Linked DNA regions of Homo sapiens: region 1 is linked to region 2. The links are chromatin loops, found by intact Hi-C in ENCODE. Cell type or tissue: GM12878. All regions are shown on one strand. Each heading gives the region's core, and the rest is flanking DNA. Links, peaks and the distances in the headings are about the cores only. Region 1 overlaps PTPN3 (protein tyrosine phosphatase non-receptor type 3). Region 2 overlaps EPB41L4B (erythrocyte membrane protein band 4.1 like 4B).

Region 1 (8,334 bases), core at 6-8,005, 210 kb before region 2:
CTCAGGAGGCTGAGGCAGGAGAATCGCTTGAACCCAGGAAGTGGATGTTGCAGTGAGCTAAGACTGTGCCACTACACTCCAGCCTGGGTGACAGAGTGAGACTCCATCTCAATCATTCAATCAATCAATGGCACTTAGACTGGAAAGTACCTGCATTGCTGCCTGATGGGAGCAGAGGTTTGAAGGACAGCCTCTACTGAGCATCACACTGTTGTCTTTATAGTTGTTGTTATAAAATAATACGTCAAGTTCCTTGAACACCGTGCACAGCTGTAAAATACTGAAAGTAAATGAAGGTTGTGTCTGCAAAGCCCTGCGTCTCTGCCTGCCTCACACGTTTGGCTGACACTCCATACTGCTGTGCTCCTGCCTCGGCTCTGCTCCCACTGCAACTCTCAGTCCAGAGCCACCAGGACCAGCTCTGACCCCACCTCCTCCGTGAGGCCTTACCAGATCTCTCCGGTTCCCCACCTGTGCAAGGTTGGGAGTTGTGGGGGGGTGGTCCTAGCTTTGCTTTCACCTGTATTGAATTTAACATGAAGGGAAAACGTGCACTAAAGAGGTAAGGCTGAAGCACAGAAGAGATGCTAGGACTACGATATTTACGTGGGAGCCTCCCACATAGAAACGGCCCTGAGTTAGGGATTGAGCTCTCAGGAATGATGGTGTCACAGGAAAAGCTTGGGACCTCACCCTCATGCCTGAGGAAATGCCCATTTTAGGGAAGTAAATGAAAAAACCTGAGAAAGAAAGGGGAGTCGGGATGGGTAGAAGAATAACCCGGTCAGAAAGAGCAAGCAGAAACAATATGCTTTTTTAAATAACATTCTTTCTCTTTTCTTTACCTTTGACAAAAGCCTCTGAGTGTTAAACACCATTATTTAAAACTAACCAGGAAGATTAGTATGTCATTTTATGTAATTAACACATATTGAATCATTCACCTAGAAGTAGTATCTTTGGTGAAAATGATTACCATGTAGCTTAATCATTTAATAAGATGTTTTGAACCATCTGCATTCAGGTGTCATAGGTGTGATTTGTTTGAGGGAGACGGATAAACCTGAGTATTGCTACACAAGTCAGATGCACTGTCTTGTACGTTACAGCTGTCCGCTCATTTGCTGACTTCAAGTCTGAAGATGAACTGAACCAGCTTTTCCCCGAAGCCATTTTCCCCATGTGTCCGGAGGGTGGGGACACTTTGGAGGGATCCATGGCACAGCTAAAGAAGGGCCTCGAAAGCGGGACGGTGCTGATCCAGTTTGAGGTAAGACCCTCTGGAGGCTGAATCCCACTGCCATGTCGCCTATTGGGCTGCCCCTGCCTCTGAGCAGTGGAGGAAATGAGGCAGAGACACAAGCCCTTGTTTCCTTGGTCGAGATGATTGTGTGTTTCACAAACCAAAAGCAGTCAACTGAGTCTCTGAGGACTGACAGGGCGAGGCCTGTGCTTGTCGTGGATAACAGGGCACAGCAGGCAGCCCCCTTCTCAGGCTCGGAGCAGCAAGCAGGGATCAGGGTGGCCACCCTCGCTGAACTCTGTCTCACCCTCTTATTCTAGTAACATTTGGTAGTCATGGAGAAACATGCCAGAAACTGAGGAGGAGGGACTCTGAGTGTATTTAACTGCCAACACAAAAGCTCAAAACTCCCAGCAGTGGAAGGCAGTGGAGAGGTGGCTGTGGGTGAAGGAACCAGCTCTCTGACCACCCCCAGCCATGTGCTGGAATTTGGAGCAATTAGTGTTATCCCATGAGGGCATAGTGTCTCGCCCTCCCAAGTTGCCCAGAACCCTATAAACACAAGTAAGAAACCAAACTCAAACCCCCATCTTCCCCAGGGGAACCTGTGATTCATAGGATTCAGGCTGTTGACAAAGGTACACACAGACATTTTTTATAAAACAAAAGGGAACCAAAGGAAACTCAGCTTTTAAGCCAGTTTTACTGATCACTAACAGAATTAAAATAGAATGTGTTCATCTTCCAAATTTATTTTCTTATTTTTATTTTTTAAATATGTTGTTGTCGTTGTTTAAAATAGAGACAGGGTCTCACTGTGTTGCCCAGGCCAGTCATGAACTCCTGGTCCCACGCCGTCCTCCCGCCTCGGTCTTCCAAAACGCTGAAATTACAGGTGTGAGCCACCACACCCAGCCCATCTCCCAAATTTATTTAAAAGTAGAAGAAAACAGAGTAATTCCTGTAATAAAAGAAATAACACCAAAAAGCATAAAATAGGTCAACAAAAGAAAATAGATCATCATTAGAAATAACAACAGTCTGGGTTCATAAATTCAGGAAGAGAGTCACATGGGACTCAAGAACAGAAATCAACAATGCATTATTTATTAGAAAACCACATAAAGGAAAAAGAAGCAAAACTCGGACATTTGTGAAATGTGTGTGACTGCAGAGTAATTGAGGAAGGCATGAGTAATAGGAATGTTTAAAATGAAGGAATGCAAAGCAGAGAGCTTTGAGTGAAAGATTGATTTTATGATGCATGTGAAAACACATTAAAGCAATGTGCATTGAACAGCAGTAGAAAGCAAAAATCCACAAGCCAAAAAGTAAAGGTGACTGACTTCCCCGCCAAAACAATCAACAGGGAATTAATTAATTAATATATTTATTTATTTAGAGACAGGGCGTCTGTCACCCAGGTTGGAGTGCAGTGGTGCCATCTTGGCTCACTTCAGCCTCTACCTCTCAAGCTCAAGTGATCCTCCCACCTCAGCCTCCTGAGTAGCTGGGACTACAGGCATGCACCACCACTCCTGGCTAATTTGTTTTTTATTATTCTTTTGTAGAGATGCAGTTTTGCCATGTTGCCCAGGCTGGTCTCAAACTCCTGGGCTGAAGCAAGCCACCTGCCTCAGCCCCCCAAAGTGCTAGGATTACAGGCATGAGCCACTGCACCCAGCCATTTAAAATTTTTAATTAATCATCTTGACACAATATAAAACAAAAATTATGTACTTATGCAAATGAAGTCTGGATAAAAGGGTAGTAACTATAATTACTTGAATAGAACTAATAGATATATTACTGAGTATTCTACAAAGGGAAATAGCCCTTTTTTTCAGTGGCCTACAGGAGGCTGTTCACACTTTTGGTTAAAAAGAAGAAAATGTAGGCTGGGTGCAGTGGCTCACACCTATAATCCCAGCACTTAAGGAGGCTGAGGCGAGTGGATCACCTGAGGTCAGGAGTTCAAGACCAGCCTGGCCAACATGGTGAAACCCTGTCTCTATTAAAAATACAAAAATCAGCCAGGCGGGGTGGCAGGCACCTGTAATCCTAGCTACTTGGGAGGCTGAGGCAGGGGAATCACTTGAACCCAGGAGGCGGAGGTTGCGGTGAGACAAGATCAGCCTAGGTGACAGAGCAAGACTCCATCTCACAAAAAATAAAAATAAAAAAAAAAGGAAATGTAGAGGTTATCTTCTCTGGCCTTGCCTTTCAAAAAAGTTCACATTTTGAGCAGTAAAACTCATTCATATTTTCACACACTCCAAAATCGAAACAAGGAAGAACTTAAGAGCCAGTCACAGTGCATACCGGTTTTTTGGTATTAGAGAGGACAGGAAAGGCAGTGAGAAGTCGTTTGTTTGTTGATTTAGCGAGTGTGTCTTGGGTATTTCCCCTGGATCAGGAACCTGATGAGGGAAGGAGAGGGGAGTTTCTGGCCCCAAGGAGTTTACAGTCTAATTTTAGTGTATTTTAGGAGGTACATCATGTGTCCCAGAAACAGCTGAAGACCAAGACAGGGTAAGATGTTATTATACAGAATATATGTTCTGCAGCAACTGGAGGTGAGGGGACTCCAGGAGATCCCTGGAGTGAGATGTGTGGGATTAATAAAGGGGTGATTAGGATTAAGTGTGTGGGGGGAGCATATTCCAGGAAAATCTCAGCCCAAATGCAGACAAAGCTCATGGGGTATCACGTAGCATAAAGAGACAGGCCTACCTGGGTGGACAGCGCAGTGCAGATCCTGGGCAATGCCTCTAGGTGACCACCGTCCTTCAGCCCTGCGAGAACTGGTTCCAGTTTATCAGATAGTCCACAAGGAGGCGCTGTGGGCTCTCACTGAGGAAAAGCCAAAGGCTGGTGTTTTCGGTGTTCATGAAACCTCCTTCACGCAGGTGGCTCCAATTTGAGGTGTGTTTTACATATGGGAATCCCACAGGTGATTTCCCTTGAAAAGTGTTCAACTTTTTAAAAAGTTTTCAAAGACATTAGAGATAAATACCCACCCTGTCCCCTACCTGTGTTTCTCAGAGGGTGACCCTCCGACCACTTGTATGGAGATCACCTGGGGAGTTTATTAAATCAAGGCCCCGCCCACAGCTACTGGATTGGCAGCACCAGGATGGGACCTAGATACTGATACTTTTAACAAGATCAGCACCTGTTTTGATGCACACGCTGTTCCAGAGGAGAGGAGGTGAAGACCCAACCGGAACCACTGCTGTGCATCCGAGGCTTTGTCTTTGGAGGGTATGGTGGGATGATAGCATAAGAAAAGGAGAACGTATACATTTTAGGGTTGCGTTTTAGCATGTACACGTTTCCTTCATTTTTGTCTATACAGTTCCTCAAGTAGGATATTTAAGTAGGAAACCCTTCTTTTTAATAAAATCATTTGCAGAATTCCAAAATACAGAACAGATGAAAGCAGGTCTGCTCTGTGACCTGTGATGGAACCAGTAGGGTCCTCAAAGCCCAGCCTCTTCAGTCTTCCTTCACTGGCCCCCAGGGAGCCCTAGGCTAAACAGACCATCATGTGAAAACCACTGTTACAGGTGCGAGAATGGTGTTTTACAGAGCAGCCAGAGGAGAGGCATAGAAAAGGAAACCAGATAAAATGAGAAACTAGTAGGAAAGGAAAGCTTTCATGAGCACTTACTATGTGCCACAGGCTTTAAAGGATATCACCTTAGGTAATTCTCACAAGAGCCCTATATAGATGCTGTCATTATCCCAGTTGTAGGCATGAGGGAACACAGTCTTGGACAGGTTAAGTGACCTCTTCCAGGTCTCACAGTAAATGTCAAAGGCTGATTGGAACCCAGGCTGGCCAACTCAAGGGGTGGTTCTTAGCCACTCTGAAATAACCTTTGAAAACTACAAAATGCTGTTGATGTATGAGAGTTGTTATTAGAATAATAGAACATCTGAGCTAGAAAATATCTGAGAGGCTGTCTCCCTACACGGAGCCAGACAGATTTTAAATCCTGGCTCTACCCTCACTTCCTGTGTGGCCTTAGGCACGTCCCCTAACCTCTGTGGCCTCTGTTTGCCCATATATAAATTGGGTATCTTGTGAGTTCATTTAAGAGTTAGATGAGATAAATACTTAATGTGTTGTCTGGTATGTGGTCAAAGTGCCATAAAAAGTAATAGCTGTTATTATTTATAAATAAAGGGAGGCTCCAAGAGTCTGTAGAACATGCCCAATGTCTGCCTAAGAGGTGGTCACAGGCCGGACATGAGGGCTCATGCCTCTAATCCCAGTACTTTGGGAGGCCAAAACAGGGGGATCACTTGAGGCCAGGAGTTTGAGACCAACCTGGGCAACATAACAAGACCTCATCTCTACTAAACATAAAAAAATTAGCCAGCCATGGTGGCACACACCTGTGGTCCCAGCTACTCGGGAGATTGAGGTGAGAGGATCACTTGAGCCTGGGAAGTTGAGGCTGCAGTGAGCCGTGTTGGCTCCAATGCATTCCAGCCAGGATAACAGCTAAAAAAAAAAAAAAAAAAAGGTAACTGTGTTGTGCTGGGTTTGGAGCTCTGGGTCGTCTAGTCCTGGTGTTCCAGTTCTCTACCTTCTCCAGTGTGGTTGGCAGGTGGGCGTCCTGGCTGATGGGGGTGTACACTGGACAGGAGTAGGAAGAGGAAGGGGCTATTCCCCAGCAGGGCCCACTGCAGGTGTCCACACCACCCACTCCATGGCACGAAAGACCTGCCCTGGGGTAGCCTTAATTCCCTTCTGCGAGAGCTGGTTTCTATCAGTGCTTGCTTTGGAGCATTTTTTTTTTTTTCATAAAGGGAATTCCCTTTATGAAAAAAAAGTCCCTCCTGTGGCTTTCAGTAAACAATCACAAGTGTGTTCCAGAAAGCATTTGGTCCCAGCTGTCATAAAATCACACTTAATAATTAGCATTTCTAGAGCACTTTGGAACCTAGCAAGTGTGGTGCACATATGTTGTCTCTGTTAACTCTCACAACAGTACTGTGAAATCGATATGGCCAGCATGATGAGGATCACCCTTTTACAGATGGAGAAAACGAAAATCAGAGAGGCTGAGGGACTTGCCCAGTGGCACACAACTAGTCAGAGATAGAGCCACAATTAGAATATATGTTAAATATCTAGGCTAGGCATAGTTGCTCATGCTTGTAATACCAACACTTTGGGAGGCTGAGGCGGGACGATTGCTCTAGCCTCGGAGGTTGAGGCTTCAGTGAGCCATGGTCATACCACCGTACTCCAGCCTGGGCTGCAACAGAGCAAGACCTTGTCTCAAAAAAATAAATAAAATTTTAACTTATTGTCGGCAACTCGCCATTGCTGAGTGTACCCAGCCCTCACTCTATCCTCCAACATTAGCCATTCCCTTTGGTAGCCACACTGTATGACCTACATCAATGGGAGCAGTTTGGTGGTATTTTTGATTGGCCCCAAACTGCCTAAATACTCTTTGTGTAGCCAAGGTAGGGTGTTCCTCTTTCTCTTATGTAAAGGAGCAGAATTGGGGTTCACACTGACCCCAAAATTACCACTTCCAGGAAGCTCTTGTTTTTGTTTGTTCCTAAGAAAAACTTGGAGATTAATCTACATGTTCCCTGAGTTGAAGTGTCCATTTAAGCAAAGGACAGGATCTGCATTTGGTATAGACTTTCCTGGATAAAAGCTAAGTGATGATGCTAACCTGTCCTTTATTTGAGAACCAGCTTCCCAGCAACAAAGGATCCCAGTGTCCATTTTCATCCAGTGACCAGGTGACTCACAGCTTCCCTACCTCCTTGCCCACTGTTAGTTAAGAGCTCGAAAATGAGGAACACCACAAGAGAATGCCTGCATCCCCCAGTTGATGGATTACAGCAGTGGCTACAAAAGACCACCAAAGGTCATGTCAAACTCAGATACCCGGCCCCTCCACTTCAGCATCCACCATCTTCACCAAAACCAGAAACCATCTTTGTTCTTCTGGCCCCTGTTTTTACTTTACTTACTCCTACATTGCCCATTATAGAAGATAGCCATTAATGTCAAAACAAGTGACTCACTGGCTCCTGTGATAATTATAAAAGGTGCATTTGGAAGGGCAGAGGTAGCTGAAAACTTTATAAGAGGTTTAAATTGACACCTGTAGAAATTAATGAGAGCAATTGTATCTTCAAGATTAGAACCCTTTAGACCGAGTCTCATTCTGTGGCCCAGGCAGGAGTGCAGCAGTGTGTGATCTTGGCTCACTGCAGCCTCTGCCTCCCACGTTCAAGTGATTCAAGTGATTCTCGTGCCTTGGCTTCCTCAGTAGCTAGGATTACAGGCATGCGCCACCATGCCCAGCTAATTTTTGTATTTTAAGTAGAGATGGGGTTTCACCATGTTGGCCAAGTTAGTCTAGAAGTCCTGGCCTCAAGGGATCTGCCCACCTTGGCCCCACAAAGTGCTGGGATTACAGGCATCAGCCACCATGCCCGGCCCAAAAGATTGCATTTTTAAAAACGGTTTTCCAAATAGTTTGTTGTTTTTGTTTGTTTGTTTGTTTTTTAAGGAAAGAAAACATCATCAGTATAATGTGTATCTGGGATACACGGAGCAAACTGGGGGCTTTGGAATGACCGTGTGTGCAGCCTTTACATTTCAAGTGCCAGCGACCCACCTAAAGGAAGTGCTGCCATAACTTATTGTTGTGTGTCTGTCTGAAAGGGCCCCTGCAAGAATACTTGTTAGGTTTGCCAGCAGTAGAATCTGCATCTGGGACTGTGCCTGGAAAGGGGCACTATGGAAGGTCCCAAAATTACTAGCAACGATTTCAATTCAGCAAACCTTTCTGGGAAGGTAGGTAGAGGCTCCAAGACCCCGCTAGATGGTTTCTCTTGCCCTCTGGCTGGGTCAGATACAAAGGAAAAGCGATGTCCTAGTGTGGGTGAGCTACCCGTGAGTAGTGAACTGTTAATTTGTCTACCAAGTGGTACTAAAACAACCTCTTGGGGTGGGCTCTTTGGGAAAAATGGGTTACCCTCAGCTTAGTTATAGGGCACTATGTCTAAGAAAGCTGAAATTGCTTTGAAATTCTCTTGGGCATGCT
Region 2 (8,334 bases), core at 305-8,304:
CAACATCCATGGATGAGATTTTCCCAGTGTTATTGTCCCATAAAGAGTTCTCGAATCCTTGACGCTGGCTACCGCTCATTTGCCCATCTTTTTATTATTATTATTATTTTATTTTTTTGAGGTGGAGTCTCACTCTGTCACCCAGGCTGGAGTGCAATGGCTCAGTCTTAGCTCACTGCAGCCTCCGCCCCCTAGGTTCAAGTGATTCTCCTGCCTCAGCCTGCCGAGTAGCTGGGATTACAGGCGTGTGCCACCACGCCCAGCTAATTTTTGTGTTTTTAGTAGAGACAGGGTTTCCCCATGTTGGCCAGGTTGGTCTCGAACTCCTGACCTCAGGTGATCCGCCCGCTTCAGCCTCCCAAAGTGCTGGGATTACAGGCATGAGCCACCACACCTGGCCTTTGCCCATCTCTTTAACTCTTTGATATTGATAAAGTTGGCACGTGATCAAGGAATATAAATGGGAAAACTCAGATCTCTGATTTTCTGGAAAATATTTTTTACATCATCATTTTTGAGATACAGATTTGTGTGCACACATCGCCCTTTTGGCTGTTGTAATATTTCTAGTTCCTAGGCTGGAATAAGGTGTAGTCAGATTTTAGGTTGCTCCACCAAAAGCATTGTAACATTCAGGTGCTGTGAACAAGTCTTCAAACCACTGCTTTTAAAGATACAGACAAAAATCTCAGCCACATTATTTCCTGGAAATATGACAAGGAGGGAAAATGTGGCTGCTACATGCAGTGAGAATGGAGAAGTAGAGGGTCTCTACAGAGAGTTTAAGGCAGGCGAAAAGGTCTTTTTTTTTTTTTTTTTTTTCGGAGACAAGGCCTCACTCTGTTGCCCAAGCTGGAGTGCAGTGGTCGATCACAGCCCACTGCAGCCTCAGGTGATTCAGCTCAGGTGATCCTCCCACCTCAGCCTTCTGAGAAGCTGAGACTACAGGTGTGTGCCACCACATCTGGCTAATTTTTGTATTTTTTGTAGAGACAAGACCAGACCATGTTGCCCAGGCTGGTCTCGGACTCCTGTGCTCAAGCAATCGCCTGCCTTGGCCCCCCAGAGTGCCGGGATTACAGGCATTAGCCTCTGTGCCCAGCCAAAAGTGTCATTTTTTATTGATACCAGCTAGTATGTTTAGAAAATCATGAGCTATTTTATTTTTTTCCAGAAATATAACTTCACTGTTTATTTAAACATAGTGTAAAAGTCTAAAAAAAATTCAATAGTGCTCACTTTGGCATCACATATACTAAAATTGGACTCATACAGAGAAGATTAGCATGGTCCCCCTGCGCAAGGTGGACATGCAAATTTGTGAAGCGTTTCATATTTTAAATTTTTAATTAAATAATAAAATATTTATAAGTTAATTAAAATATTTAAAGAAAAGAAAAAAAAGTAAATAGGCAAGACAGAAGAGAAAAGTAGCCAATTTCCCAGAATCAAAAATAACCAGGGTTCATAGTTGACGACTGTTACATTAGACAAGTTTCTATGCTTATATATTGTTAAAATAGAAACAACTTCAAAGCAAAAAATCATTCTGTATGTAAAATTTTACTTATGAAACTGTTGTTTTATGACTTTATCATGAATTTACCTTAGAAACAGGTAAAATTGGAAGACTTGCTGAATTTTAGATATGCTTCTTGGCCATAAGATCTAAACTAAGACAAAAGATAAAAACCATGATGAATTTGGAGTCTTTTTCAATTTTAGGCAGTGTCAGTTGACTCCCTTCTGTGAAAAATGAGCTATGGTTTTTAAATGGCCTTTTATATAAAACTAAATAATAATAACTATGCTATTGAGGTGATAATTTTTTAAATGAGGTAAAAAGAAATTTTAACCCCGCTCCTCCACTTAACTAGCTTTGCGAACTTGAACAAATAATTTCACAATCAGCTGCTAAATATCATCTGATTCTCTGAAAAATGGAGATGGTAATAGGGTCGGTGTGAAAATTAAGTGGGTGAATGAACGTGTAACCCATCTGACCTATGTCATCTATGTGGATCCAAATACTTGGTGTATTATTAATTTTTCCATGTACTTATTCAATTCTCACCTTTCCCCCTTTTTAGTAATGAGCCCTAAGTCCTTCCCTTGAGGCTTCTCCATACACAGAATAATCTAAAACCTCTCAGGGACCCCTCAGTCAATCCCATCCGCACTGCAGCTTTGTCTCACGGCCTCATGTTCCCACGTGGCCCCGTGCTGGGCTGAGGCCTTACCAGTGATCTGCACAGGCTGCACTGGTGCCTACCTGTCATGGGTCTTGTATCTACACTCTTGAGCTCAGCCATCATTCTAAATCACAACCCCTATGCAAGGGTGGCTCCAGAAGCTCTACATGGCAGATCCTTAGGGACAATGTGCCTGGAGTCCCCAGCACCACCCTTAAAGCAGAGAGTCAGACAGATGTTTGTACACCCATGTTCATGGCAGCATGATTTATAATAGCCAAAAGAGTGGGAACAAGCCAAGTGTCCATCAACAGATGAATGGATAAACAGAATGTGGTATATCCATATAATGGAATTTTTATATTATAAAAATAAATGAAATTTTGATGTATGCTACAATGTGGATGGACCTTAAAAATATTATGGTGACTAAAATAAGCCAGACACAGAGGAACATAGAGTGTGTGATTCCACTTATGTGACGTTCCTAGAATAGGCAAATTCATTGGGACAGAAAGTGGAATTGATGTTACCAGAGGCTGCAGGGAGGGGCTTGGGGAGTTATCGTTCAATATCAATACAGAGTTTCTGTTGTCACTGATGAAAAAGTTTTGGGGACAGATAGTGGCAATGGTTGCACAATATTGTGAATGCATTTAATGCCACTGAATTGTATATTTATAAGCAGTTAAAATGATAAATATTATATTGTATATATTTTACCAACAAAACAAAACAACACCCTGGCAAATGACAGAAAATTCACCCCAATTTGTTTTGGCAAAAAAGTCAGAGTATTGGATCCTGCAAGCTGGACATCTGGTGGACATCTGTTTGGGAACCCCCAATCCCCATCCCTGGTCTTCCCACCCCTGCCCATCCTCCGTCCACTCCTCACAGCCTGTTTATTATTGTAATGAGCAGAGCTTCATGTGCTTTTAGTAACCGCAGTGATGAAGACGACCTCCCTCCAGACCTGGCCGAGGCAGTGGGAGTGACCACATCTACAACCACAAACACCACAACGGCCGCCACACAAGTCTCCGTGCCGCTGCCGTCCCCCAAGGTCCAGAATGTCAGCTCGCCTCACAAGTCAGAAGGCAAAGGCCTGCTGTCCCCTGGGGCCAAGGTATTGGGGGGTGGAAAGCCCTGGCGAGCAGCCACACTTGCTGGGAATTCAGTATCAATTTACTGAGTAGCATCTGGTGCATGTATTTAAATTTTGCATAATCAATTGTGTATACTCATAAAACAACAGCAACAACCAGAACATGTTTTTATATAACTTGACCCCAAAATACAAGCCAACCATTTGTGAGACAATGAGTGAAATATAAAATCAGGTTCATTGTACTTTAATTGCAATGTAAGAGATTTTTGAGGGCAGTTTTCATTTAGAATCTCATCTCTATAATAAGCTATTAGTCCACTGTAAAGATAGAAAGAGAGAAATGATTCCCCCCCAACCATAGTGAACAGTTTGGAGGAGCAAAAACATAGAAGTGTCCCCATCCCTTCCCTTATGTCATATAGCCGGTGTTAGTAGTTTGAAAATAGGAAATATTATTCCATTTGCTGGTTTGAAATTTCAGGAAATTGCCTGAGATGTGAATGGGCTATGACAAAGGCTTTACACAAGATGTTTCTCTTGGTTTTCTTTGAGAGACCTCTAGCTACGATTACTCTTTGGCAATTGGTCCAAATACAATTGAACCTATTGCTGTCCAAGTGGATTCAAGTCAGAGGTTGCAGTGGTTCATGTGACTACACAGAGAAAAGGTGCGTGCAGGAGGCAGGTGCCCTGAAGGCAAGACCGGAGCTTCAGAGGCTGTTCCCAGCTCTTCCATTCATAAGCCACAGCACTCACTTCCAAAACCTTTATTTCTTCGAGCCTCAATTTCTTCCTCTTAAAAATGGGAATAAGATCTGCTATCTTGCCCTGGCTGGCGTCAGGTTCAGTGGAGGTTAAAGTGCTCATGCAAACTGGATGCCTGAGGCTTTTGCAGCTTCAGGGATCACAATTCCTGGTGACAGCTGAAGAATAATGGTCCAGGGCCACCTCCTGCATTACCAAGGCCAGTCTTTCACCTGGTGCCTTCCCTGGGTGTCTCTGGAAATATCTCTGCTTAGTGTTCTGCACAGAAACCTGCCTGGAGTGCTCAGCCAGCGACTGGCCAAGATCGAGGTTCTCTGCTTCTCTATAGATCACCTCCACCTATTGGCATCTCAGCCTGGATTATCCTCCACTGTGTGGAGCCCCCTGTACAACTTTGTCTCAGGTGTGGACCCAGGCTCCTATCACATATCCCACACTGTGGTTAAAACCAGGCTGAACGAAACATTTACGAAACAGAAGGGGGTTGGGGTGGCGTGGAGGGGATGCAAGTGGCATCCCACCAAAGGCCACAGGGCTCCCTCTCCTGGCCATCTCTCTCCTTGGGGCCTTGCTTGAACCACGTTGATGGGACTTCTTTTTTCTCCCTTAAAAGACCTCGAGGCCATCCATGCAGCTAAGACCCCAGAGCAGGAGGGCAAAACATTTTCCAAAAGCAAGCAACATAATCCACATGCCATCACCTGCCATGAAGATCATTGCTCTTAGTGTGCAGATCAGTTTAGCTCCTGGAGGACCCTGGATTTGATCCTCTTAATCTAGGACAAGGTCTTTGCTCTCTCTTTATACATTCAGAGGACTCTTTCAAGTGTTTTTTCCCCAAAAGACCAGTAGAAAAGCACTAAGAGCACTTAAGAAAAGCGGCCCGCAGCTCTGAAAGGGACAGCTCTCTGCACCATGCCTACTTCTACCTATGAAAAAATTGGGGTTCAAGTCTCAACATTTTGTACACTACTTGGTGAGGGAAATACAAGGGGATTGTCATTGCTAATGAGATCAGTGTAGAGGAGAGGCTGGGAACCTCTGCCTGTCTTTTCTGGTGAACTTTATCATCAATGCAGTGCCGTCTCTAACCAGGGGTGTTTGTCTGTCTCCCTAGAGCCCCTCTGACCGAGGAGGTGCCTTTACCCTGGAGCCGGGTGATCTTCTGATGGATTTCACAGAAGCCACTCCTCTGGTAAACTTCCTATTTTGCTAAAACCAGAAAAGTCACAGACCATAGAAACATCTTGGCAGTGGGACGGATGGACAGAGGTGGGCATTGCTGTTGAGGAGCCTCTTCCTCTTGTCCTGGAGGCTCAGGGATCAGCTTTCATCCAGGGGTCAGGCACTGTGGGTCCCTCCACCTCTAGAGCCCTTGAGGGAGGAAGGGGTGCTCCTTTGCTCCGAGGGTAGTTGTGGGGGTCCTGCCCATGCCTGTCTACTGCACTTCGAGTGTTATAGGGCTCCTCGGTGTTTTGTTCTCGGCTTCTTGGCTTCCTGGACTGCGCCCTGCATGCCCACCCGTGGGGAATCTCTTGCTGTTGCTTCCGACGATCCATCTGGTCTGAAGCACTGGCTCAAGGCCACACCCCAGCTTTCCAGGCCCCTCGCACCTCCTGCCATCTTCCATCCTCTGCATACAGGTCTCCCCTTAGGGATGGCAGCCCTTGTGGGACTCCTGCAGGTGAGAAACCCTTTTCAGGGAACAAGTAAAGGGCCTGGTGGGTCTGAGAATTAGGGTCAATTTCCAAAAAAAAAACATGGTGGCTTTGACAAGAGTGATGAGATTCCCTTAGAGATCATTGTGTTGCAGGTCCAGCTTGTAGATTTAATTACTTATAGATTTAAATGGTCTTTTCTTTGTTTGAACTGAACAGGCTGAGATGAGAAAGGAAGCAGCATCTGGTAGGGAATTGGAGATGCCGTGATCTGAGGGGCAATGCCTGCCAAATGACTGTCCAGCCTCTGCTTGCACCCCTTCAGTAATAGGAAGCTCATTCTCTCTCCCCAAGACACGCTGCTCACATCTCAGGGTATCTCCAACTAAGCTATGAAATGGGTATGGGCCTGTTTCACTGCTCAGGCATGGGACAACTGAGGTCCTTGCACTGCACTGAGACACAGCCACCACTTCACAGCTGAAGTTTGCAGTGAATGTGTGTCCTCAGGATAAAGCATCCTTTGAGGCATGAGTGCATGTATGCAGGCCTCAGGGAGAAGGTATCCTGGGCATCTAGCTTTTTGGCAAGAGCTTCCTCCATTTTGGGCTTTCCTTGGTACCATGGGCCTTGACCTCACTTTGTTCCAGAATCCTATTTCCATGAGCGCCAAAGGGTCCTAGAAGGGAAGAGGGGACTCCAGCCATCTGCTTCTCCCTTTGGTCCTCCTCCCTCCATCTGCTTCCCCCAGCATCAGAAATGCAAGCAGCAGCCCTCCTACCTGTTGGTAGGGTGATGGACAGGTCTCTATCTCAGGGGACCAGGCCTGCCTCCGCAAGTCAGTGTCCTGGATGCTGCTGATGAGGGCTGCAGAGGGGCTTCCTTATCCATGGGAGGAAGGAGCCAGAAGTAGAGGGAGGCAAGGGTGACCCCCGTGCCTGACTTGTGACCAGGGCTTCCTCAACTAACTGGCCCCAGCCTATCAGGTGGAACAATGCCTTGGGACCATCTCATCCAGTCCTTCACATATAGATGGGAAAACCAAGGCCCAGACAGGGGCAGACACTTGTCCCAAGTCACATAGCAAGTGTGTATCAAAGCCAGTTCTAGAACCTAGACTCTGGGCTGCCATTCCAGTGGCAGATGGCCCAATCCAGGATGTGTCTGTGTCTTTCCCTGTTAGCCAGTACCCTCCCTCAAAGCGGGTCAGATGCCCTGGTCTCAGTCTGGGCTGTGGGACAGCCCTGGGACCATCTCCAAGCTGTCAGCCCAGGTTTGGTCCTCAGAGTTGCTGAGTGGAGCATGAGGAAGGGAAGTGCTCAGGTACCTTGGTCTAGGAGACTCAGCCTGGATGAGCTATGGTTATTTTGCCACCAGCCCTGTGCCCTTTGCCTGTGGCTGCTCTCTCTGGGCCTTCCCATCAGCATTTCCTGCTGAAGAGGAAGCAGCCCTTTACGGGCATGAATGTCAGAACTTCCCATGTGCTACTCATCACACAGGCAGTGAATTACCCCTCCTTGGTGAATACTTTTTCCATGTAGTCATTTCCCAAGCTTACAGCCTATCTCTAGCCCCCTGCCTCCTACTGGATGAGACTCCTGAGGCCCCACCACTATCCTGGTCCCTAGGCCCAGTGCTGGACCAACAGGGAACTGGAGATCTTGCCTTCATTCAGCAACGTTCCACCAAGACACTATCAGAACCAGCGTAACCTAGCCGAGCGTGGTAGTATGTGCCTGTAATCCCAGCTACACAGAAGGCTAAGGCAAGAGAATCATTTGAACCCAGGAGGCGGAGGTTGCAGTGAGCCAGGGTCACGCCACTGCATTCCAGCCTGGGCAACAAAGCGAGAGTCCATCTCAAAAGAAAAGAAAAGAAAAGAAAAAGCTGGGCATGGTGGTATTATTCCTGTAATCCCAGCACTCTGGAAGGCCAAGGCGGGTGGATCACCTGAGGTCAGGAGTTCAAGACCAGCCTGGCCAACATGGTGAAACCCCATCTCTGCTAATAATACAAAAATTAGCTGGGCATGGTGGCACACATCTGTAGTCCCAGCTACTTGGGAGGCTGAGGCAGGAGAATCGCTTGACCCCCAGAGGCAGAGGTTGCAGTGAGCCGAGATCGCGCCATTGCATTCCAGCCTGGGCAACAAGAGTGAAACTCCGTCTCCAAAAAAAATAAATAAATAAAAAGAAAAAGAACTAGCATAAGCCTTTCACTTTTATCACTCTTGATACTTGTGGCCGGTCTCTGTGTAGAGTGGTTTTCAAAGAAGCACAGTCCAAAGAGCCCAGATTAATAAAAAGTTTCAATCTGGAACAGGCATCTCTCAAAAAATCATTAAAGAATATTACATTAACACCTCCTGTAACACATCTTGATCTCTTTTTGCCTTTTCTTTTATTCTCTTACATTCCTGCTTGACTCCAGGGACTTTCATTCCCAAACTCTCCACAAAGAAACACTCTTTCCAACTTCGCTTTTGTAGGTTTCTTCCCCCTCCTTTTCCCAAACCTTTTCCTCTCTAATCCCCAACTCTTTTATTAGGTAGCTCAATTTAGCAATCTTAAGCTTTAGAACTTTTGCAGCTTCACGTCTTTCCATTTCC

Evidence for each region. A loop is a pair of places that touch in the nucleus more often than their neighbours do. Peaks named below come from ENCODE experiments on the same cell type or tissue, not always from the same donor. Only the 100,000 strongest peaks of a DNase experiment are listed, where the experiment ranks them.
Region 1: a loop joins it to region 2, with 6 times the contacts of the local background. A loop is called at or near these places in 16 of 110 quality-filtered maps.

The regions. Positions count from the first base shown.
Region 1 is chr9:109,397,384-109,405,717 of GRCh38, reverse strand. PTPN3 (protein tyrosine phosphatase non-receptor type 3) reads left to right here. Exons shown (of 26, transcript NM_002829.4): 19 at 1,110-1,270. Among named protein-coding and RNA genes, the nearest start is that of EPB41L4B, 80 kb to the right of the region's middle. In GM12878, for the core only: a CTCF peak has its summit at 4,071 (motif pointing right); a DNase peak (open chromatin) is centred at 6,247; H3K27ac peaks cover 392 bases.
Region 2 is chr9:109,189,207-109,197,540 of GRCh38, reverse strand. EPB41L4B (erythrocyte membrane protein band 4.1 like 4B) reads left to right here. Exons shown (of 26, transcript NM_019114.5): 21 at 3,144-3,321; 22 at 5,186-5,263. It also overlaps the pseudogene RNU6-984P. Among named protein-coding and RNA genes, the nearest start is that of FRRS1L, 26 kb to the right of the region's middle. In GM12878, for the core only: a CTCF peak has its summit at 4,620 (motif pointing left); no DNase peak of the experiment used is centred there.